2 separate regions of the Homo sapiens genome follow, and region 1 is linked to region 2. The links are chromatin loops, found by intact Hi-C in ENCODE. Cell type or tissue: IMR-90. All regions are shown on one strand. Links, peaks and the distances in the headings refer to the core of each region. The heading gives the core; the rest is flanking DNA.

Region 1 (11,980 bases), core at 2,001-10,000, 100 kb after region 2:
TTGTTTTGTGCATTCCCTGGGATGTTCTACATAAATCACTAATTATATCATCTGCAAATAGAGACAGTTTTACTTCTCTTCCGGGCTCTACGTATTTTATTTCATTTTCTTGGCTTATAGCAATGTCTAGGATCCCTGGTACAATGTCGAATAGAAGTGGCAAGAGAACATCCTTGCTCGTTCCCAGTCTCGGGGAAAACAAGTCAGTTTTTTACTGTTAAATATGATGTTTGCTGTCAGGTTGTTCTGCTTTTATTTTGTAGATTCTTTTTATCAGTTTGAGGAAGTTTCCTACTATGTTTAGTTTTCTAAATGTGTTTAGCATAAGTGGATGTGGAATTTTGTCCATGGTGTTTCTGAATCTTTTAAAATAATATTTTCCTATAATTTTTCTCCTTTCATCTGTCAATATGGTGAAGTCTATTGACTGTTTTTCGAATGTTAAATCAACATTGCATCCCACTGGTCATGAGGTATCACCTTTTTAACTTAATATTGGATTTAATTTGTTAACATTTTGATAAAGATCTTATTATACTTTTAAAATCTATTTTTCTTAAATGTTTAATAAAAGACTCGAATGTTGATAGAATTCACCAGTGAAACCATCTGGGCCTGGAGTTTTCTTCTGGAAAGATTTCTGATAACAAATTCAATTTCTTTAATCGCTGTAGGGCTGATCATATCTTCTGTTCCCTTTTGTGTTGATTTTGGTAAGTTGTCTTTTTCAAGAAATAATACAGTTTCCTCTACGTTGACATATTTTTGGCACAAGTTGTTTTTAGTATTCCCATATATCTTATTGATGTTTATAGGGTCTGTGATAACAATCACTTTCTCATTCCTGAAAATGATGATTTTCGTACTCTTTCTTTTTTTCCTTGACCATTCTAACTAAGGGTTAATCAATTTTGTTATTTCCAAAGAAACAGTTTTTGCCTTTCTCAACTTTCTCAAAGGTCTACTTATTGATTTTTTGCTCTTATCTTTATTATTTCCTTCCTTCTACTTACTTCTGACTTAGTTTACTCCTTTTGTTTTTGTTTGTTTGTTTTTTTGAGACAAGGTTTCACTCTGTCACCCAGGCTGGAGTGCAGTGGCATGATGATAGCTTACTGCAACCTTTAACTCCTGAGCTCAAATGATCCTCCCACCTCAGCCTCCCAAGTAGCTGGGAGTTGAGGTGCATACTACCATGCCTGGTTAATTTTTAAAAGGTTTTTTAGAGACAGGGTCTCACTATGTTACCCAGGCTGGTCTCGAAATCCTGGGCTCAAGTTATTTTCCCTCCTCTGCCTCCCAAAGTGTTAGGATTGTGGGAATGAGCCACTTTACCCAGCCTCTTTTTTTTTTTTTAAGTCATCTTAAGGTGAAACCTCAGGTCACTGATTTTAGATCTTTCTTCTTTTCTAATATAAGCATTTAATGCTATAAAGTTCCCTCTAAACACTGCTTTAGCTGCATCCCACACATGTTGACATGCAGGGCCATTTTTCAATCGCAATTTTATTCCCTATTTTTGGAGAGGGCAGGCTGGATCCAGAGGCCACAGATATGATACCATTTCCAGGCACTAGGGCAGAAATAGGCCCGTGATTGGGTGAATTCTTGCAGTGCTGGCCTGCTATGGGAGCGCTGGGTAATACCATGGATTCCTGTACAAGCCCCATTTCCCTTGGGCTCCTTCTGCCCCAACATCTCAGACCTCACCAGCCTCCTCTCAGCAGCCCTTCCCAGCCTCAGAAGCTTCCAACAGCTCCTGACTCCTCTTTGGAGCAGGGATTAGTGCCTGTGGGGAATCTACACTGCCTGCCCCAAGCCTGCTTGCAGCCTGACCCTCTCTGTCCATTCATTCTCTGCTGCTGTGGCATGACTAGCTAGCCCTGTCTTGTCATACCCATTGTGTCATTGCTCCAGGCCGCTGGTCCAACCCACATGGTGCCAGAGTCCATTCCTCTCTCTGGACCTCCGTTTCTTCCTGCATGAACTAGCAGTCTTGGTCCTCATGGCTGACATGAGTCCTGTCCTTCTCCTCACTTGGGAATCTTTGTCCCCTCCTCCTCTAGGCTGGCACTTGGTAATCACAGTGGTAGCACAACCCACAGTGCTTTGGTCTCCTCCTCACTCTGGTCCTTGCAGAGACTTTATTGCCCCATTATACAGATGAGGAAAGGGGGTTTGAAGGTGCTGAGAGCCTTGCCCAGGCTCATGGGCACACGATTCATCTATGGAAGCGTGGAAAGCGCAGGACAGGTCTCACTGCTGCCAAGAGCTGTGGCTTCCCAGTGGCCGGGAACCTGCCACTGTGACCGGGACAGCTCTTGGTAAGCATCTAGACAGCTGGCTCGAGGCTAACGTGGAAGTGGTACTGGTGTCTGCTTGTTCTCGCTGGAGCTGCTGGCTGGGCGCAGGGCTGGGCCCTCTGCTGTCAGAAGGAGTGCCTTCTCCTAAAGAGGCCCTGGCAAAGGCACAGGCCGGGGAGGCCGGCTCAGAGGTCTGGGACACACGCCTTGAAGGAGAACAGTCGACCTCCTTTCTCTGCCACACAGATGAAATCTGGGGCATGCCTGGGAGTCTTCCTCCCCTCTTCCCACAGTCAAATTCTAATTTTCTTAAAGCAAAAGTACATGATTTGCCGCAGATGTGCGCTGCGCCCTGCTTTTTGGCCCTACAACTCCCCAGGAGGTGCCACTAGTGGTGCCCATTTTACAGGTGAGGAGGCTGAGGCTCAGGGCCGTGACTTGTCCCAGGACACAGCCAGGAGGTAGTGAAGCCCAGATCTGCCCACTCCCACTGGCCAAACCACAATTCTCTCATCACATGGGACTCCAACCCGTCTTGGCATACCCTGGAGAGTGCTGGGAACTGAGGCCTCCATGGGGCTCCAACCTGTCTTGGCATACCCTGGAGAGTGCTGGTAACTGAGGCATGGAGGCCTTGCCCTCTGAGTTCCATTTCAGAGGGGAGAAGCCAAAAGTTAACTGAGGCCGGTGGGGGCCAGTCTCAGTCCCCTTGGAGGTAGCCACAGTGTGGATCTCTCCCCAGGACACACTGGCAGCTCCAGACAAAGGCCTGAGAACACGCTGGGGGGCAGTCCCAGCGCTGTGGGCACCGCCTGCCAGCACCCAGCAGACCCAGCACATCGATGAGAGTGTCCACCTGAAAGGGATATTCAGGCTCGTTCCAAGTCGGCAGCATCCACTGAGGGCTTCGTTCACCCAACATAGCAAGGACATTTGGCAGGTACACGGGACATCCGACCTGCCTCCTGACGCCGACAGCAGCCTTCACAGAAGGCCCTGCTACTGGATCTGGAGTGGAAGGAAGAAGGGTGCTGCCACGGTGCTCACTTTGGGCCTCATGGACGCGGATTTAACCCGAAGTGCTTAGCAGGCCTCACTGGTTCTGCACTTCAGCACGGCCCCCAGCAGTGTGGGGAGGGCTGCCTGGCCCCGAGAGCTGGCTGTCTGGCCAGGCTGTCTGTCCAGCACCTTTGCCTGCTGGACCGAAATCCAGCTGAGCTAGGAGCAAGGCTGACTGTAAAAGGAAAAGCCATTCAGAGTAGCTCAGGCTGGTCGTCCCGGCCATGGGAGGGGACTTGTGCTAATTCCTCTTCAGACACCAAAGGGGGTAATCGCAGGCGTGGCAGGGCCGAGAAATCCTGTTAGTCCTTTGCCCCCCAAGGCTCCCATCGAGTGGCTCCCTGACAAAGCAGCTCCAGGGCTTCCTGAGGACAGCAGGCTGGAGGCAGGCGGTGCGGACCCCCCACAGACACTAATCCTTGCTCCAAAGCAGATTCGAGGGCTGGGCGGCAGCCTCCCTGGGCTCCAGAGACTGCTGGAAGCTTCTGAGGCTTGGAAGGGCTGCGAGGCCCAGCACACGGGGTAGCATGGGCAAGCTCCTCCCTTCTTCTGGGGACTCAGAGTCCCCATGTGCAAAATTGGGGGGAAGAGCGGGGTCGGGGGAAGAGAAGACCTCCAAGGCGGTTAGGGTGGTCTTGGGCATCCGAGTCTTGCCCAGGGCGAGGGCTCTGCATTGCTCTTGGTCCTCTGGAAGGCAGTCGGGGCAGAGTGAGGCCCTTGGTTCTTCTTGGGGATGCAGGGCACCATGGCCCCAGCAGCTGAACTGGCCTGGAGGGTGCGGGGGTGGGTGTGTGTAGCAGCTCCCCAGCTCCTCCCCTGAGGAGGTCAGGGCAGCTTTGCCCTCTTGGAGCCAGGCCTGGCGGCTTCCTGGGCCCCAGTGACACAGCAGCGCGAAGCAAGTCATCTCCCTCTCAGCAAAACAGAGCCAATAATTGTACCATCTCTGCTGGAGAATGAAGCGCCTCAGGGGCCACACTGGGACGCGCCACCCTAGTGCATGTCCCTCTGGGCTCAGAACCCCCTTTCAGCAGCCTCTCAGCCTAGGGATCAAGGTCCTTCCAAACCTGGGCCACCCCAACCTCGGAGAGGCTCCCCACTGAGCACCCAAAGCACCTGTGACCCCATACCCTGCCGGTGCCCTCCCCCCACCCATGCAGCCCCATGCCCGCCCTTCTCCCCGTGGACCTGCCACCCCGACACCTGGACAGAAGCCGGCTCTGGTCCCTCATCTCCTTCTCTCCTTGGCCTTGTGGTTCAGGCCCTTGTGTCCTGTCCCCTCCCTGCTCTGTGAGTGTCTGGTCACTGTGGCAGCCATAGGGTAGCACCTAGAATCTGTGTTGGACACCGGTGCGTCACCTGTTGCTTCCCGGGCAGGGGAAGCACCTGGCCTGTGTTCCCCCCCTCTGCCCTCCACCCCTTGCCCACAGGAGGTGCTGCAAAGCCTGCGTGGCGTTGGCGGGGTGCTGGGGTCTGGAGGAGCCCAGCCAGTCGGTTGTGTTGGCAAGAGACGGGCCTGAACAAGAGCCAAGTGGCTTCTGCGTCAGCTTTTAAAACCACCAAAAGGAGCTCACTTGTCATGCTGTGGTCCAAATATTTTGGCCATTTAGATGCAACCTTCTGTGCCTCTGAAATTAGGTGTATTATTAATCTCATCCAGCCCAGTGACAGAGTGGGCAGATCAGACAAGGATCCTTGCAGCGGGATGAAGGGTGAGCATGTTCTTATCGGTGCAAAGCTGACACGGGGTGTTTCCAGAATGACACTGATGGAGTGCAGCCTGCCTGGGGGAGGGGTGGCTGGGAACCCCCGGTGATGAGGAGGGCATGGGCACAGGGCTTGCTTAGGGAGGAGAAGAGAGGGCTCCAGAGACACGGTTGCTGGCTTCCAGGGTGTCACATGGGGTGACGTGGCAGGGGGTTTCTGCAGGGGTGCTTCTGAGATAGGGCGATAGGGCCAGCTGGGGTTGGCTGCAGGCTCCAGGAGTTAGGTTCCAGATGGATTTCAGATGGGACTTTCTTGCTAACCCTACTTTTTTTCTGATTATAAAAGTAATAAAGACTCCTTGTAGAGAAGGAGGCAAAATACAAAGAAGAGTGTGAAGCCCCCATCACTCCATTAATGTTCACCAGTCGGGGGGTGGGAGGTGTTTTCCTTCAGATTTCTGTGTATACATTTATAACTGGCATCCTTTTGTGTGCAATGTTAACCGCCTTTTGTTTTCACTAAGCAATGTATTATGTTGAGCACCCATTTTGGGGGAGTAGACAGCCTGCACCATGGTCAGCCCGCAGACAGGCTGCACGGATCCAGGCACCTCGCTGGCTCCAAAACCCACGAAGTGACCCCACCCAGGATGTCAGAGTAAGAGCGTGCCTGCTTGGCTAATGTCTCTCGCGTGCCTGCTTGGCTAATGTCTCTCGCGTGCCCGCTTGGCTAATGTCTCTCTGAACCCAGAGAGCGGAGAGGACCCGTGGCTGGGCTGCTGTGTGTTGGGGGCTTTTGAGGCCAGCCTGGTGGCCAGCTCCTTGGCACTGCCAGTTGCAGGGGCTAACCACCTTGTGAGGGACAGCCCGCTTCCCCCGGGGTCTCTTGGCTCTTCCTCTCTGCCGAGTTGTGACAAGGTATGGGCGTGGTGAAGCGAGAGCTCCCCTCTCTGCCAGTGTCCATGTGGCCACTCTGTGACAGCAGGAATCCATACCCCACCCAGCCAGCTCACAGCAGGAATCCATACCCCCCCACCCCAGCCAGCTCACAGCAGGAATCCATACCGCCCCCTCCAGCCAGCTCACAGCAGGAATCCATACTCCCCCACCCCAGCCAGCTCACAGCAGGAATCCATAACCCCCCACCCCAGCCAGCTCACAGCAGGAATCCATACCCCCCCAACCCAGCCAGCTCACAGCAGGAATCTATACCCCCCACCCAGCCAGCTCACAGCAGGAATCCATACCCCCCACCCAGCCAGCTCACAGCAGGAATCCATACCCCCCCCAGCCAGCTCACAGCAGGAATCCATACCCCCCCACCCCAGCCAGCTCACAGAAGGAATCCACACCCCCCCGCAGCCAGCTCACAGCAGGAATCCATACCCCCGCCAGCCAGCTCAGAACAGCCCTGGGTCCCTGTTGGTGGCACTTCTGTTCCCCTCCTGCCTTTCTGAGTGTAGAACTTCTTAAGAGCTAAGATCCAGGGGGCCAACCCAGCCGGTGCAGCTCATGGGGAGGAACCCTCCAGGCAGCTCCATGCCCATGGGCTCAGGATAGCAACCCATCATCCCATCCAGGGATGGACTTCTCTAAAACGGCCCTGGACCCACCCAGAAGATCAGGGACAAGTCTATCAGTACCAGGACAGTCTGGAAGTTTTTGGCCATGCTTAAATTAGTTAAGGCTGGGGCCTGGCCACGGGCAAGCTTGCCTTTCGCACAACTGCTGGACTCCCTGCTGAGCATGACCACGGGCCATGGGGCTGAGATGTTCCCTGATGGAATATGCCTTGGAGAGCCTCGCCCTGGCCAGTCTGATGATCCCATTCACTAGGCTGTTTATTGAGTGCCCGCGAAGGGCTGGCCTGGGCTGGTGGCTGTATAGACATCTCATTCAAGTTACACGAGGGTGCTGCAGAGGGAGAAACTGAGGCCTGGGGTCTCGCCCGGGGGGGACTCGGGATCAGACAGCGCTGACCCCTGGGCCCCTCAAAGTCCAGGATGCCCTCTCCCACCACCTGGCCAGGGTCTACCATGGATACATAGGTATGATTAACCTGGAACACACCACATTATTTTCTCAAACACTAAATATCCCCAATCACAACAGCAGAACTTCAAACAGCAACTGTGCCACAGAAGCAAATGAAGTCAGCTGACCCCTGGGGTGTGGAAATCAGACGGAGTCCAGTCCCTCCCTTGGCTGCTGGCAGGGCAGGTGGAACCTGGGGGATGCTGGCTTCCTTTCCTGAGCGTGTACAGCCCTCAGCTGTTCCTACAGCCCTGAGCTTCAGCATCGCAGGGCAGAGACATGGGGCTGGGGCCCTGGGGTTACTTCCAGGGTTGGGTGGTCTGTGACTCTGTGGAATCTAGTGGGTGCCTCAGGGCGGGGGCCTAGTGGACAGGCTCCGGGGCCCCCAAGTGGCTTCCAGCAGGGCATGGCACCCCTATCTCACACCCCCTTTCCATGTTCAGGGGATTTTGGGAAAGGGCCTGGTAATTAAACCCTTTTAAAGCCCACTGGTCCTGGGCAGTTGTCCAGGGCGTGGGACCCAAGGCCTCCTGGTCCTATCTCCCTTTGCCTTTCCTAGGTCTCTGTCACTCCCGGGCAGGAGGAGACAGTGATGACGGGAAGGAGGTGAGGACAGGGTGAGGTCAGCCAGCCCACTCTGATAGCGCCTACTGCATGCAGGGGTCCGGCAGGCTTCGCAGGGGAGGCAGGGGAGCCTGAGACCCAGGGGTCTGCTGCCCATGGGAGGCCCCAGCAGGGTGACAGCAAGGCCCTGGAGTCTTGGGTAGGAGGCGGAGGGCCTGGTGAGAGCCCCACACATAGGTGCTCCAGTGGCCAGCCCTGCAAATGAAACAGGAGGCTGGGAACAGGGCGGGCAGGGGCCCGGGAGGATGGGGCCAGGCCTGCAGCTTAAAAAGCAGGCATGGATGCGTCTTTTGGCTCCTCAGAGATGCTCTTTCGGTCCAGCCAACGACCTGCCTACGACGGTTGTGCCTCTGCCCCGAGGAGTGGTGCCGGGGCCAGGCTGCAGACCCCTGGAGCTGGAGGGCTGCAGGCGGCTGGCCCGGCCTCCTCCTGGGTGATCTCATTTCCAGGGCAGCCCCTCCCCTCCCTGCGTCTCAGCTCAAGCGGCTCCTTCCTTGGGGACCCTCGTTAGTGGGAGAAACAAAGGCCAGTTGTCACCAGGAGCTGGCGATTCATCAGCCTCCGGCCTGGGCTCCCCCTCAGGGAGTGTGGTGGCTGTCTGCTGGGGGCTCGGAGCTGGGGGCTGGCAGGGCAGGATCTGGTGGGGCAGTGATATGGGTGGGGTGAAAAGCGTCCCCCCATTCTAATCTTCGGGGGAAAGAAAAAATGTTTTAAAAGTGCTGCCCCCCCACCCTCCGTCCAGCAGATATTTTTCTGGGTTGTCTTTGGTGCTTCCCACAGCAAACCCTACCAGGCTCCCTCGTGGGTAGATGCCCCTGAGCCTTCAAGGGGCCTTCGTCCCCGGGGCCGCGGATTCATTTACTGATAGGTAAACCGAGGCCCTGGGAGGGAAGATAATTTTTTCTAAGTATAGAAGGACTGAGATGTAAACAAGTATCCTGGTTGCCCACTAGGGCTTGGAGAGAAGCCGCTGACCCGGTGGCCTAGCTGGGCCCCTTGAAAATAGCGTCTGTGAGCATTCTGATCCCACAGCTGTGCCCAGTGGGGAAGGCGGAGACTGGAGCTCCCAGTTCCTGCCCTCAGCAAGCTCCGACCGTGGGAAGACACGGCCAGCCCAGGGCTAGAGGCACATGCAGGTTGCTGCAGGGTGCAGAGAAGCCAGCCCAGGCAGTGTGTGCATGCGTGCATGTGTGCGTGTGCGTGTGTGTGTGTGTTGGGGACTGGGGTGGAGATGGGTGAGCTGCTGAGGGCCACATTGGAGCTTAGGCAGCAAGGAATGCGGAGTGGCCAGGTGTGGATGGCCTGCAACAGCAGTCTCTCCTGTGCTAGCCTGGGGGGCTCTTGTGGGAAGAGCTCGGAGCGGGCAGGAGGGAGATGATGAAGGGAAGGGAGGGAGGGAGGGCCTGGTGAGTTTTGCTCAGGAGTTTGGACTTTATCCCAAGGGCAGTGGGCAGCATGAAAGAGTTTTTAAGCTGAGAGTGTCAGGGTTGGGGGCAGGGGGTGCTGCCTGCTTAGGCCAGGCGAGGTTGGGAACAGGCTGACGGAGAGGGGGTGGGGCCAGGGCCTTTGGGGACCTAGCCACACGTGGCTGTCCTGAGGCCTCCTCGGGGAGGATGACAGCCTCATCGGACCCTGAGCTGCAGCCTGGAGCCACGCCAGGCCCTCCACAAGCCAATGAGCGGAACAATGTGTGCCGGGCTGCGTCTGCACCCCCACTTGCTGGCAGTGTGGGGGTGGAGGGAGCCGCATTTTAAAGTACAGTTTATTTTGATGCAAGCACCGAGGGGCGTTAGGCAAACTCCTGGGCTCAGTTCCCCATCCTTCAATGCAAAACGACTCTTCTTTACGGCCCGTCAATAACCGCTGCCATCTCCTCGCCGCCGCAGAGGCCACATAGATCATATTTAAACCACACTGGTGGATGACAGAGACGTACGGATATTTTTAATCCCAACAGACTATTACGGTTCATATCATGTCTGTCAAATAAATATTATGAATCATTTCCCGTTATCTTTATGGGGGCCGCTTGACTACATCGGGGGACTGGGCTCGGGGCCTTCCCCTGCACATCCATCCCCCTCGTATGTACACATATGTGTAGGGGGAGATGTATGTAGAAAGTGTCGATAATAAATGCCCCCGATAAAACACATAATCTCCTTGCCTGATGGGCGTCTGGGGGTGCACGGTGGAGAGGTGTCAGGGAGGGGCGTGCCACCTTCAGAGCCAGGGAGGCTGGGCTGGGCCCCAGGCTGGGAGCGTCAGCCTCAGCCTGTCTCCTTAGCTCCTGTGAGACAGGCTGTCATTCTATTTCCCCGTAGTCATATTCTTGTTTCTGTGATTAGCTGGTTCTTTTCTCTATTTTATAGAAGAGACTGATGTCCAGAGAGTACCCTTGTCCAAGGGCCATGTAAGAGTTGGTGGCAGAGCCAGGCTATGGCCTCTTCCTCCTGGTACCTTCCCCAGCACCTTGTTTTCCAAGTCTGTTACCTATGTCCCTTCTCTCTGGACTTTGGTCTCACCTGGCACCGGCTGCTTTGGCTGGCCGACCTGTGCCATGAGAAGCGGGGAGGTGGTGTGGCTCATTGGAGGCTGGGGGCGGAGGTCGGTGGTTGTCTGGGGTCTTTCCTGGGGGTTCTGACCACTGACCTCAGCCCTGGGTCTGGGGACTGTGGTGCCAGAGTCACCACACGGTTTGGAGTCAGTCACTGCTGCTCTTCGCCTCAGTGTTTCCATCTGGGAAACGGGGAAACCAGAGTCTTGGTCAGCCGGGGTGGGGTTAGAGGGGATGGTACCTGGCAGTGTGCAGCAGACTGGCACCTCGGAGGCAGCTTGGAAAGCTCAGGTTCCTCCTCTCCGGACTCTCAGAACTGTTCCTGCCCTTCTTTGAGCATCTGTGACCCCTTGCGGCTGGCGCTGGGATTCGGTGGGGCTCTTTGGTGGCCCCTGGAGGGAACCCACTGTCTCTTGCCTGGAGCTGCACTGAAATCCTGGCTCTTCATTACAAACCAGCTCCTGTCCCCTTAAGCCTCACTCACCTGAACTCTTTGGCTCACGCCACCATTCAGCTCCCCAGAGTTCTGGAAGTAAGACCCCAGCTGATGACGGAGGCAGCGGCTGGCCTTCGGAGGACCTCACCTTTCTCTTCCCCTGCACTGCTTTGGGTTTGGGGTGTGCAGGGCCAGCCAGCTGACTGCTACCAGGGCAGACGCTGTCAGTGGTGACTGCCCTGCAGGCCTGCAAACATTTTGCCAGAGGGCCAGACCCAGGAGCAGAGGGGTCCTCTTCTCTTCCTCCTCCTCCCCTCCTGTCCTCTCCTCTCCCCTCCCTCCTATCCTTTCTCTTCCTCTCCACTCAGCAGAACAGACTGGAGCCCAGGTGTGGACAAGTGGCTTGAGTGTTTCCCTCTAGACTGATGGAGAGACAAGCTATGACTGAGAAAGGGGGTTCGGGCTGGGACCCCTGGGCCTAGTCCCAGTTCCATGTGGACCTGCCGGGTGGCCCCTTGCCTCTCTGAGCTTTCGGCTCTACTTCCCAGCTCGAGTCATCATCGGTCACCACAGACAAAAGGTGTTGTCCCCAAAGGAGCCACAACGGATGTGAGAGAGAGTCCCCTTAGGCTGAGGTGCTTGGGGACAGATCGGGCCACCTTGCCCAGCAGTACCCAAGCCCTTGGCCTCCCTTGTTGGAGGCTGAGCTCCCCAAACCCCTGTGAGGTCCTGCTAGTGACCAGCTCAGGACCACAGGGAACCTCTGGAAGCAGCTTAGAGCCCCGTTGGTGTCCTGGGAACTTCTGGGAGCAGTCCACCCAGACGCCAGCTTCCTCATGCTCAGCCAGCACAGAGACCAGCCTTTAAAAATATTATTCAACAAGCAATTCCCGGGACTGTTTACAAGACTGAGCCGAGACAGGCATATGAAATAGGCCAAAGTACCTTAAAAAGCGTCCCTCAGGGAAATTAAAAAAAAAAAGACCCAAACAAAAAAACAAAAAAACAAAACCTTCTTAGATCGCAGGTTGTGAATAAATGGATACTACTATAAAAATAGTTTTGGCTGTAGCAGCACATGGTGGGAAGGCTGGGGTGTTTTTTTCCATGGCTGGCTCAGACCTGGCCATTTCATATGGGGCAGCCACTATCCCGGGAGGTTTCGTGTAGAATCATTTGCACCAAAAAGCTCCAAACTGAGGGGGAGGATAAAAAGTAGTGGCCACAGAAATAACAAGCGGCATCGTCATTTTCCATCAAGGAC
Region 2 (11,980 bases), core at 1,417-9,416:
CCTTACTTATTGTGCCTCACTGAAAACATACCACATCCTCGTAGCATAGGCACCCATTTTACAGATGGGGAAACTGAGGCCAAGAGATGCCATCACTTATGAGCTGCTCATCAGCAGAGTCTGGCCTCCAGATCTAACGCCTCCTCCCTGGCCTTTTAGCTGCTGTGGAGAAAGAAGGCAGAGGGTAGCCCACAGGGGAGGCCCCAAGAGAGGAGTGATGGCGACTCAGGGCTGGGAGATGGGGCTGCCATTGGAGGCACCCTGGAGTGGAAAGGAGGGTTGAGGTCAGAACGGGGAGGGTGTAAGTCTCTCCCACCCTCCCTGCCCCCCTGCACCTGAGGCTTGCTCTTCCCTGCTCCTACCCCCAAGAGCTTCACCCAAGCCTTGCACTCCTGCCCTCACTGGCTTCATACCCCAAGTCCACCTGGCTGGGGTTGTGGAGGAGGCCACATGGCACGGCCACTGTGGGCAGCAATGTCATTGTCCTTCCAGGACCCTTAGAAGCCACAATCCCACTGCCCTCTGGCCTGGCAAGGGTGTGACTGCCCCCAGCCCCTGCAAAGGGGATGACATGTCTCATTTGTTGCTGTTGGCACCATGGCAGGAATTGTCAAGGGTGACTTATTCAGGACCAAATGCACAGCCCAGTGGATGCTGCCAAGACCTTGCATTCATCTGCTGATTGGAGGCGGTGGCGTTTAAGACCCACTTTATAAATCACGCCTGTGTGCACATGGGGGATGATTAAAAACCCCACAGGGCTTTGAACAACCATGAATACATAGGGCAAGGGCAGCTGGTGCCCTTGCAGATTGGTGGAGGATGTGCCCTCTGGGGTGGGCGAGGGGCAGTGTTTGCAGCTGTAATAGTCTTCAGGGGCTTTCTGTCCTATGACCTTTGTTGAGCACCTACTATGTGTCAGGTATCACGAGAGCCAGTGTGGGGTGGTGTCAAAACCTGGGGCTCAAACTCCAGGGCTGCCTCTAGCTCCCAAGTAATCAAACTCAAGTAATTTCACCTGTTTGGGCCTCATTCTCCTAACCAAGGGAGACCATCTGACTCACCAGTAGGAGTTATGAGGGGAGGTGTAGATAGAGCAGCCGGCTCAGCCAGGCCCTGGGGAGCATGTGGTAAAGGGAATTCCCTCACCTCCTGGCCCCCATTTCCTCCCTTCTTGGGCCAGTGGAGCATGTGAGAACCTGGTCTCTGCCTCAACTACAGGGTGGTCCCTCTGCAACTCCAGGAGTGGCCTGGTAGGTCAGCATTTTTCACTACCTACTGCATGCAGGTTGTGTGCAACATGCTGGGAACAAGAACGAGGAGGATACACAGATAAGGGTTCTAGGGCTCATCGTCTCTGGGGACAGGGATTGAACCATCCAAGCCTTCTTGTAGAAGTGAGGGTGTCTGTGGTACTGAGTGAGGGGCCCCTGAGGGGATAAGGAGGGACATGGGATGTGAGTAGTGGTAGACAGGGCCAGGTGGGGTGCCAATTTAACCCTTCATGCCTCAATATTCCCATCATGGAAAAGGGACCTTTCGTCACTTTCTAAAAAGGAACAGGAAGTAGTAGGAAAACCAGAAAGTGGAAGGTGGGACCTGTCTGACTTCAGGTCAGACAGTAGCTCGGCTGCCTCTGCCTCCCCTAGTGGCATCTGAGGGCGTCAGTGGAGTGCTGCTGTGTGTCCTCTGTCCACATGGCCCCTGCTGCTGGGCTGTCACTTGGCCCCTGCTGCTGGGCTGTCACTCAGCCCCTGCTGAGTGGGGTTGCTGTGAGAATTACAATATTGAAAAGCTTGTCCTCTGGGAAGAGCATTGTGCCCACTGGCTATTACCAGTGTGCATTTTGTTTTCCCTCATCCTGACCTCAGAGTGGGGCTGCCTGTTCTGACCTCAGAGTGGGGCTGCCTGCTCCTGCCTGCCCAGGATGCTGATAAGGGGACACTCGGCTCAGGGAGTGGAAGCTTGGCCTGGAGGTTCCCAAGACTGGGACAAGAGGGTCTGATCCATCTGGGGAGGGGCCCTTCCTTCCAGAATCCCAGGGGAGGTCCAGGAGGGGCCAGTGGAGAACAGAGCAGAGCCAAGAGAGAGCAAAGGTTCCCAGGCAGTTTCCCTCAGGGAGCCCACCTGGTTTCCAGCTGGCTCCATCCACTGGTTCTGGACTATGTGGGCGGGAGGAGCCCAACAGAAGGGGCTCAGGCTGGGAGAAGACTCAGCCCCGGGACAGAATCCTAGGCCTGGGGGAGGGGAAGCAGTGACAGGGCCATCCTATCTGAATTCTCCCCACCCTCATCTCCTAGGTCTGCTGGGCAATGCCTCCTGCACCTCTGGGGAGGGGTGGGGCAGTACAGGAAGACCCCTCTCCCAACTTGGGAGAGTGATGGGCAGCCCCCAGCCCCGCCCCATATCCGTCAGCTCTTGGTTCAAGGCTGGGGTCAGCCTGAGGTCGCAATGCCTTTGTGTGTGTCTGTGAGGGGGTGGCCCCTCTGTGGGCCTTTCACGTGGCTGTAGACCCTGCTGGCTTTTCAGCCAGGGCCCTGGAGGGAAGGAGGGCTGTGAGCCCCCAGATGCTCCGACACGGCCCAGGCACTATTCATCAGAGCCGATTTGTCAAACGGGTTTGGAGGCAGCTGCAGACAGTGAGGGGAGGGCTGGCCTCATGGGCTCTGCCTGGGCAGGTGCTGGCCGAGAAGTGCCAGCCCCAGGAGCTGAGCAGGGTTTTGGGGTGGACAAGGTTTCTTGACTTTGGACTTGGGACACGTGGGAGAAGGGTCCTGGCCTGGCTGTCTTTACACAAGAGCCTGGGGCTTGAGTAGCAGAGGGGAGGCCCGCCAGGGGCTGTCCCATCCTGTGCAGTGTGGCCTGGGGTGAGTCACCTCGGTTTCCATTGGAAGAGGGGCTGCGTGATAGCCCAACAGCAGGGGCCTTGTGGACAGGGGACACACAGCAGTGCTCCATTGACGCCCTCAGATGCCACTAGGGGAGGCGGAGGTGGCTGAGCTACTGGAGATGGGGAGACTGAGGCCCCAGTGGGAGCTCAGGTGGGGGGGGTCCCTTTGTCCTGTGAGAGCCCCTCCCCTCCCCAGCTGAGGCCCCAGCCTCCTTATCACAGGTTGTACCCAGGGTCACCTGGGGTGGGGATTTCTTTGTCCCTTTGGGGTCCTCAGGCTCTGTTGTCAGGGAGCCAGCATGGACGGATGGCCCGTCGTAGGGGGCAGGTGGCCTGAAGCCAGTGAGGACAGACAGACGGACAGCAGCACACCAGAGCTCCTGCCCAGCCACCCTGCCCTCGTGCCAGCCTCCCTCACTTCCCTAACTCCTGATTTTTCATCAAAACAGCACACAGGCTTTCAGCCTGTCCAAGGTCACGGGGCTGCAAGGGGAGCTGAATGAGGCCATTACATTGGCTTCTAATGTCCCTGTGGCCGCAGCTCAAAAGCTGCCTCGATCAAGCACCCGGGACATTCCAATTTCCGCCTGTCCCGAAGCGATCGTATCAGGGCCTGAGTGATCTCCTCGCTGGCGGGCAGCGGAGATGCAAGGGCAGGCAGTCGGCCAGGAGCCCCCACCCACAAGGCCACCCCTGAGCCCAGCCATCCCCTCCCTCGGGAACAAAGGGAGTCTCGGGCCATGGCCGACAGGGCTGAGAAACAGCTGCATGCTGCCCGTAATCGTCTCCCTGAGTCCCACTCAGGCCCTGTGCTGGGGTTGGGCTCAGCTCATCACTAGCTGGCACCCTGTCATTCCATTCTTTTTCCCCTGGAGGGGCTGGGGGAAGGCAGGAGCAGCCCTCACATGCCACCCATGTGGGGAGGCGAGGGGGCTCAACGGCTCAGGGGCTCAGAGGGGCAGCAGCCCTCCTCGGGCGTCCTCAAGACCGCAGGCCTCTGTCACTCCCTTATAAACGGCCCAGGGTTCTAGGGAGTTGGCTGCAGCTGGGCCTCATAGCAGCCCCCAGCCTGCCAACTTTGGGCAGGAGCTTGGAGCCAGATGGCCTGGGGTTGAGAATGTGCTGGTGCCTGGGGGTCCCTGAGCCTCACCCCCGGGGATCTCCATGATCGCCCGGATGTCAGCGCACAGCCGCTCATTTGTAAAGATCTTTGTTCCCGAGCTGGTGGCTGTGGGATGAGAAACCAGTTTTTAGAACCTGACTAAGCAAAAACAGGAAACAACCCAGATGTCCCTCAGCTGGGGCTGAATAAACAGGCTGAGGCCCACCCCTGCAATGGAATACTACTCGGTGACAAAAAGGCGTGCATCGCCGGAGCTGCCCCGCTGATGCTGCCTCCCGAGGCTGTGCTAGTCGGGTTCTGCTGTCGGCACAGAGCTCAGGCTGCTGTTGCCAGGGCCGTGGGGCTCCTTGTGGGGATGGAGTGTGCTATATCTTGATTATGGTCACAGTTACGTGACCGCATGCATTGGTCAAACCTCCCAGAGCTGTGGATGAAGAAGCGGCGTTTTCCTGTATGTAATGTGCTGTATGTAAATAAAACACTGGAAAGGGCTCTTTCTTTGCACGCGACACAGACAGCAGCCTGCAACGGGCCCAGCTGGGCTCTGCTGAGAAAGCAGAGGCGGCTCCACGCTCACCGTGACAGCCGGGAGAGGACCTCACGCCGTTTGTCCCTTCATCCCTCGCTGGGCCTGGAGCCCAGGAAGGGCTCTCAGGATGGGGGTCTTCTCTCACAGGCCTGGCTGCCCGTGGACAACAGTGGGGCCCTCCCCAGCACTTGCCTGGCCTGGGGGAGAGTGGCCAGCGGGGCGGGCCTCGAGGGGGGACTGGGAGGTGTCCTTGGGCTGAAAGGCAGGACTCTTGTCAGGAGGAGCCCTGCTTCCATTGACATAACAGCTGGGGAAGTGTCACCAAACTCACAAACAAGCCAACACCAAAAAGGTTAAGCCATGTGGGGGAGGGCGAACAGAGGGCGAGGAGTGGCACCTCAGAGCCGCTCAGCCCCTCGGCTTCTCTCTCGTTCTAGCCAGATGCCTTCAAAGGTCGTTGGCTAAGTAAGCATTGGGACTCCCATTTCCTCCTGCACGGCAGCAACAGAGATTCCAGGACTGCTCCGGAGAAGGGCCGGCTCCCTCCTTTCCTGCAGACTGGCTCCCAGCCTCTCCCCCAGGGCCTCCCACAGCCCTCTGCGGGAATTACCTGCAGGTAAAGCAGCCTCTATGTGTCCTCTCCTCCCTGAGAATCTCGGGCCTTTGCCATGGCCCTGGTAACACACAACTACTACGTACGCTGGGGCCCTATTATCCTATTGGCCAATTATCCTATCGGCCACATTAGATTGGCCACCTGTAACTGAGTTACTTTCCCTGACAACGGAGGAATGGGGAGCCCCGGGTAGGCTGTCCCAAGGAGGCGCAGGCTTTCAGCTCCTATACCCTTCAGGTCAGGAGAACTGGAGGGAGAATGAAGGAATGAAGGCAGCCATTCCCAATGTCTGTGGATGGCTTTGGGCCGTCTCATCATTCCCATTTCGCTGATGAGAAAACGGAGGCTGAGAGCGCCCAGATAACCTCCTTGATGGGACTGAATGCATCCGGCCCGGGGACTCCTAACCTCAGCTGCTCTGGAGAATGCCCCCAGCCCAACCCAGGCTGCTCCTGGACCACATATATCAGTATCCTGGGGTGCAGCCTGGGCACCAGCATTTTGTAATGCTCCCAGGTGAGGGGCATCCTGGGCCACTGACGACCCCTCATCCTCACCCTCCTCAGGCCAGGGGCACTCCCTGTACCATCTGAAAAGAAAATCATAGCTGAGAGATAACTCACCTCACACACAATTTTGCAAGAGTCAATATAACGCCCTGTTATATGGAGGAGGAATTAAAGGGAAATTGTATGATAAAATCATATGTTTTTCAATATGTAAAGGCCTGGCTCTGTCTCCAAGGGGAGCCCAGAAGCCCCCCCGAGGCATGCCTGTGTCATCTTATCCCCGTGCCAGCCCCCATGGCTGATGCGGACGGGCCAGGCCTGGCGTTCCAGACTCCAGCAGCTGAGCATGTACCTGTGATGTGACTTTCCCAGGTGGTCAAGTTCCAAACGCAGCAACGTGTCCTCCCTTCAATGGACACAGGAGATGCTTTCCTGGAAAAGCCAGCGAGGATTAACTGTGCAGCAAAGATCCCCAGGATATATTTTCTAAGGTTCTAGCTCAGGTAATTATAAGCAGCCTCTTTGCTTACCTGAACGTCTGGCAAGACCAGGGACAGAGTTACCTGCAGGGCTGGCCTGTGTATTTACTGAAGGTCATTGTGACAACTCAAAACAGCCCTTCCTGAAGTTCCAAAATGCCCCTTGGGAGGGGAGCCACCTAGTGTTCAGCCATTTTGATGTGTCCTGGTGACAACAGACACTCTGGGGACAGGAGGAGCTTGCAGGAGGGTTACTTGCTGCAGGGCCTGGTGGGCCACCCATGTAAAGCTTGCAGCCATCAGTGTCTGGAGGGCTGGAGAGGGGTCAGGGTGGCAGGGACATCCCACAGAGAGGCCAGGGTGGGACCAGTGTGAGGAGAGAGGCAGAAATGATGTTTTAATGCAATGTTTTAAATAAAGTTAATGCAAAATGAATGCAAGATATCTATGAGGAAGGAAATATTGAAGTTTTGGAGGAAAAGGGTCGGTGGTCCTGACGTTCCCTTTTGCCCCAGGCTCTGGGGCCAGGCAGGGCGCTGCCGGACACTGGTCTCTGATGGCCTCTCTCCATGGTAGAGGCCTCCTTGGCTCAGGGTGGTGGAAACCCGGTCTTCTGTGCATCTGCAAGATCACATCTGGGTGATCAGTAGCTCCCCACAGATGGCTGCAGGGCTGTGGGGCTTGGGCAGAGCCCTCACAAGGTGGCTGTGCTAGGCTGGGTGTGGCTGACCCACTTGGGGTGCTTTGCAGCCTTGAGGCCCCTTCAGGCAGGCACAGAGGTGGGAGCCACTGGAGGGTGCCCTGTGGGGCACAGGTGTCAGGCGGTCTGGGCTGGCAGTTCTCAGCCCAGCCGGACACATGAGGCTGGTTCTTTTTTTTTTTTTGAGACAGAGTCTCACTCTGTCGCCCAGGCTGGAGTGCAGTGGTGCAATCTCCACTCACTGCAAGCTCGGCTCCTGGGTTCACGCCATTCTCCTGCCTCAGCCTCCCGAGTAGCTGGGACTGCAGGCGCCCACCACCACACCTGGCTAATTTGTTGTATTTTTAGTAGAGACGGGGTTTCACCGTGTTAGCTGGGATCGTCTCGATCTCCTGACCTCGTGATCCGCCCGCCTCGGCCTCCCAAAGTGCTGGGATTACAGGCGTGAGCCACGGCGCCCGGCCCACTGGGATTGGTTCTAAGCATCCTCTGCCCGGGCCACACTCAGGCCAGTAAAATCCCAGTCTCTGGGGGTGGTGTCTGGGCAGGAATGTTTTAGAGTCTCTCCCCAGGTGACTCTACCATTCAGCAAGGATTGAGAGCCCTTGGGACCCACCTGACCTGCCTGCCTGAGTTTGGGTGACCATGCTTCTGTGTGGGCGGTGCCACTGCTGCCTGTCCCTTTCTCGGAGAGGCCTCACGGCCGAGGCGTGCGTTCTTTTTTCCCGGCACCGTCACCACCCGTGTTGTCCTCACTTGAAAGGTGGCCATTTGAGATCTACAGGACCGTGCCTAGTTCACAGATGGGGCGGCCACTAACATTCTTACGGTCTTCACCTTGCGCTAGAACTTTCCAGGTGTGTTCTTAAAGCTCTCAGGGGAGCCCTGGGCTGTCAGCACTCTCCTATTGCCCCATTTGACAGACCTGGAAGCCGAGGGGCAGAGGGCCCAAGTCTCTCGGCCCAGTCCCTGGCAGGACGAGGAGAGAGGGAGCTGGAACCCGGGTCTCCACACTCGCTCCAGCCCCTGCCCCACGTTCTCTCCCTTCAGGGTGAGACCTTTCTGTGCCCTTTCTACGTCACCTGGAGCCCGTGACGCCCGCTCATCTGTCTGGCTGGAATCGCCGCCTGGCCCCTCACCACGGTTATTGCCTTTCGTGCCGAGTTGCCCGGGTTTGCTGTGTTATTGGCTCGTTTTTCATTCTGCATCTGCAGTAGCCAGACTTGGAGATGAAAAGCATGTGGCGCCTAACCATGATGAAAGAGGGGCGCCTGCGAGTGCCTGAGCGTCTGAAAAGGACCTTTTAGAGGCGGAGGAGCAGAGGAGGAGAGTGACTGCGGGCTCAGCTGGCCCCGTGGCCCCGTGGCCCCGTGGTCTGGATGGCGTGGCTGGAGTCTGGCCTCTCAGAGCCGAGGCTTCCCGAGCTGTGAGGCGAGAGAGAGAGAGAGATTCACCTTGCAGAGTTCTACGGCGCGGCACGGAGCGGCCATTCCATAAGCATCGTTGCCGTAGCTGTAATATGTTATCACTATAACGTATATCTATGAGTCATAAAATAATAGAACTATTTTATTTTGGAGATCTCTTAGAAAACATAAACAGGAGAAAGAACCATGAAATGGGTGACTTGAGAATAGCTTCCGCTCCGATATTCAATTACCCTTCCCGCTCTCTCCCCCTCTCTCTCCTTCTGCAATTTGATTATTTCGGGGCCCACAATGCACCTGTGCCAACATCCCTGGGCCTCTCCTGAGGGCGCACACGAGTGAAATAAACAGGCCTTGTCTGCGCCCTCTCTCTTTGGGAGTGTCGTGGGTATGGAGACCCCCTACAAAGTCATTTTATCTCTCAGGTTCGTGGGTGAGCAGGAGCGTTGGGGACACAGTGCCAGTCTGTGTACCCTGGTGGTGTTTTCCTCGTTCCGAGAGATTAAGTAACACGCACCAGGTTACAGAACAACCGAGGGGCAGGGCTAGGCTTCTAACTCAGGTGTCTGGAACACAGTGTTTTCCATTTCAATATTCAGTCGTCATTCAACAAACAGTGATCACATGGGTTCCAGGGCGCTATGCGTGGGGGGCTGGGTGAGTAAGAACCCGGTCCCATGGCAGCCGCATTGTGGTGGGAGAGTGAGAAAATAAACATAGGCCAGGCAAAGGCCCAGGATAACTTCAACGCCACCGAGGGCTTTGGGAAGAGGCCCCAAGGGGATGTGTCAATGGCGATGGGGTCTGATACGCAGGGTGGGCAGCAGAGGGCTCCGGGGGAAGGCAGGGCCGCAGACACCTGCTGCTGTCTCGACAGCTTGTGAAGTTTCCATGTGGGCTCATGATTTGGGGAAATTTGTCCCTTGTTGTAGCTACAGATGAGAATAGGATGAGGGTGCCAGCTATTGGTCAGTTTGCCACTGGCCACCGTCTAGCCCTGCCCTTCAGTGGCTAGACCCTCACCAGAGACTTGGGTGCCAGGGACCCATGAGACCTGCCCCTTGCGGTATATGGGAATTCTGTACCTTCCTCCCAGTTTTGCTGTAAACCTAAACAGTTCTTAAAAAATAGAAAAAAAAAAAACAAACAACCCCACAGAACTCCACCCCACTAACTGGCCCCTTGGAGAAAATGGTGAGCCCACCCTGAGAAAAGGCCAGTGCTCTGGAAATCTCTCTTGTTCTGTTCATGAGGCATCATCATGGGTGGGAAAGAAATGCATAGATTTTCTGTGATATTTCTCTGCTTTTCCGGGGGGTAAGTACACCCCAAAGGGTATGTGTGCATTTGGAAGGTTTGCAGGTTCTGTGGCAGGCCTATTTCCTGCCAGTCAAGCAAGGTTCCCAATACTGGAGGCTTCCTCCAACCTGGTCCGAAACAAACGTGGTGAGTCCGTCACAGCGCAGCTCCTGGAGCCTCGGAACCCCCACAGCCCCGGCAGCCACTGAACTGCAATACCGGTCCCTCTGTGCTTCTCTCCTGGCTTCGCTCCACCTGTGCTCTGGCACCTGAGGTCTGTTGACAGTGTTGCCTCACCATGCATGGGTGCTGCCATGTGGCAGGAGGCAAAGGTCTCAGCATCTTTTTTTTTTTTTTTTTTTTTTGACAGTCTCGCTCTGTTGCCCAGGCTGGAGTGCAATGGCATGATCTCGGCTCACTGCCACCTCTGCCTCCCGGGTTCCAGCGATTCCCCTGCCTCAGCCTCTCGAGTAGCTGGGATTACAGGCACCCACCACCACGCCCAGCTAATTTTTGTAGTTTTAGTAGAGATGGGATTTCACCACGTTGGCCAGGCTTGTTTTGAACTTCTGACCTTAGGTGATCTACCCGCCTTGGCCTCCCAAAGTGTTGGGATTACGGGCGTGATCCGCTGCCTCGGCTAACATCTTTTTATCCTGTTACCGAGGTGGGCAAAAGCCCAGGAGGCCGGGACGGGGTGCAGCTGGTCAGCAGGGATGCTAATGGCTGAGAGGGATCCTGAGATCCACCTCACTGGTGGTCATGTGTGTCTGGGACCCTCCTCTGTGGCCCTGGGCCATGGCAGACCTTCTCTCTGGACAAGTTGCTATGTACTGTGCAGCTCTGACTCACCGGGGGAAATTTGGAGTGGGAAGTTTGGGAGGGATCTGGAGAAGTCAGGAGGGGACAGCATAGCTGGAGGACAATGGGGAGAGGAGTAGGCCCCCTGCAAGCCTGGGCAGGTGGCAGCTCTGCCCCAGCCCCTGCAGGTTGGATCCCATGGCAGTCACTGTCTGGCATCCACGGCCAGCATACCTGAGAGCTTGTTCGAGCCGCCCTTAGCCGTTTATAACACATCCCCCCATCGATGATCTCCAGCTTAATTTAGCTCTTCCTGCAGCCCCAGGAGGCAGGCTTCGCCACTGCACTTCACAGATGCTCCAACCTGACCCCCCATCCTCCCGCCGGCCATAACCACTGGGCACTGGCCTGCCAGCCTCTGTGCTGCCACTGTCAGCTGGAGAGAGAGCCGATGGCTCCTGGCACAGCCTGGAGGGTTAAAGGAGGCACGGTGTCTGGGGCTGGCCCAGTGGGCATTCCGTGTATCATGCTTGTGTGTCTGAATTTCCTTCATTAAAGCATTTGTTTTTATTGAAGTGAAATTAACACAGCATAAAATTAACTATTTTAAAGTATACAATTCAGTGGCATTTAGTTCATTCAGAATGTTGTACAACTACTTCTATCTAGTTCCAAAACATTGTCACCATCCCCAAAAAGGAGACCTATACCCATGAGCAGTCAACTCCTCACTGTCCACCCCTCATCCCCCGAAGCCACCAATCTGCCCCTTCCCCTCCCCTCTTCTCTCCTCTCCTCTTCTCTCCTCTCCTTTCCTTTCATTTCCTTTCCTGACAGGGTCTCACTCTGTCACCCAGGCTGGAATACAGTGGTGCAATCTTGGCTCACTGCAGCCTCAACCTCCTGGGCTCCAGCGATCCTCCCATCTCAGCCTCTTGAGTAGCTGGGACCACAGACACACGCCACCACGCGTGGCTAATTCTTTTGTATTTGTGGAGATGGATTTTGCCATGTTGCCCAGGCTAGTCTCAAACTCCTGAGCTCAAGTGATCTGCTTGCCTTGGCCTCCCAAAGTGCTGGGATTACAGCCGCGAGCCACACATCACCTGGCCTGCTTTCTATTTCCAGGGATTTACTAGTTCTGGTTATTCCGTGTAAATGGAATCACACCAGACTGGCCTTTCATGTCCGGCTTCTTTCACTGAGCATGGTGTTTCCAGGGTTCATCGACATTGTGGCCTGTGTCAGTGCCTTGCTCCTTCTCATGGCTGAATCGCATTCCACAGCAGGGAGGAGGATGAGCCACATTCTGTTTATCCTTCATCCGGGGAAGGGCCTCTGGATGTTTCCATCTCTTGGTGGCGGTGAATGGCGCTGCTGTGAACCTGTGTGTATGTGGAGCTGCCTGGGTGCCAGTTTTCAATTTTCCTGGGCATACTGTAACCCTAGGGGTGGCACGCTGGGCGCTAGGCTGATTCTATGTCTAACTTTTTCAGGAACTGCCAAACTGTTTTTCTCAATCTCTCTCTTTTTGGTAACATGTCTCAAGTTCCAGCTACCGGCTGTTTTCCATACTTTATTTTATCCTCACGCTGACCCTACGATGT

What was found. A loop is a pair of places that touch in the nucleus more often than their neighbours do. Peaks named below come from ENCODE experiments on the same cell type or tissue, not always from the same donor. Only the 100,000 strongest peaks of a DNase experiment are listed, where the experiment ranks them.
Region 1: a loop joins it to region 2, with 3.0 times the contacts of the local background. A loop is called at or near these places in 7 of 110 quality-filtered maps.

The regions. Positions count from the first base shown.
Region 1 is chr9:134,311,780-134,323,759 of GRCh38, forward strand. No RefSeq gene overlaps it. Among named protein-coding and RNA genes, the nearest start is that of RXRA, 8.7 kb to the right of the region's middle. RefSeq lists enhancers at 6,463-7,321, 7,322-8,180. In IMR-90, for the core only: a CTCF peak has its summit at 6,158 (motif pointing left); DNase peaks (open chromatin) are centred at 4,892 and 6,312; H3K27ac peaks cover 1,386 bases.
Region 2 is chr9:134,211,644-134,223,623 of GRCh38, forward strand. LOC107987137 (a long non-coding RNA gene) reads right to left here and starts at 7,020. Exons shown (of 3, transcript XR_001746962.2): 1 at 6,198-7,020; 2 at 5,153-6,099; 3 at 1-4,118. It overlaps LOC101928384 (a long non-coding RNA gene), which reads left to right and starts at 7,430. Exons shown (of 2, transcript XR_244779.4): 1 at 7,430-7,703; 2 at 7,897-8,638. LOC107987039 (a long non-coding RNA gene) reads right to left here. Exons shown (of 3, transcript XR_001746583.1): 3 at 11,424-11,758. RefSeq lists an enhancer at 2,770-2,839. In IMR-90, for the core only: a CTCF peak has its summit at 6,323 (motif pointing left); a DNase peak (open chromatin) is centred at 4,428; H3K27ac peaks cover 3,497 bases.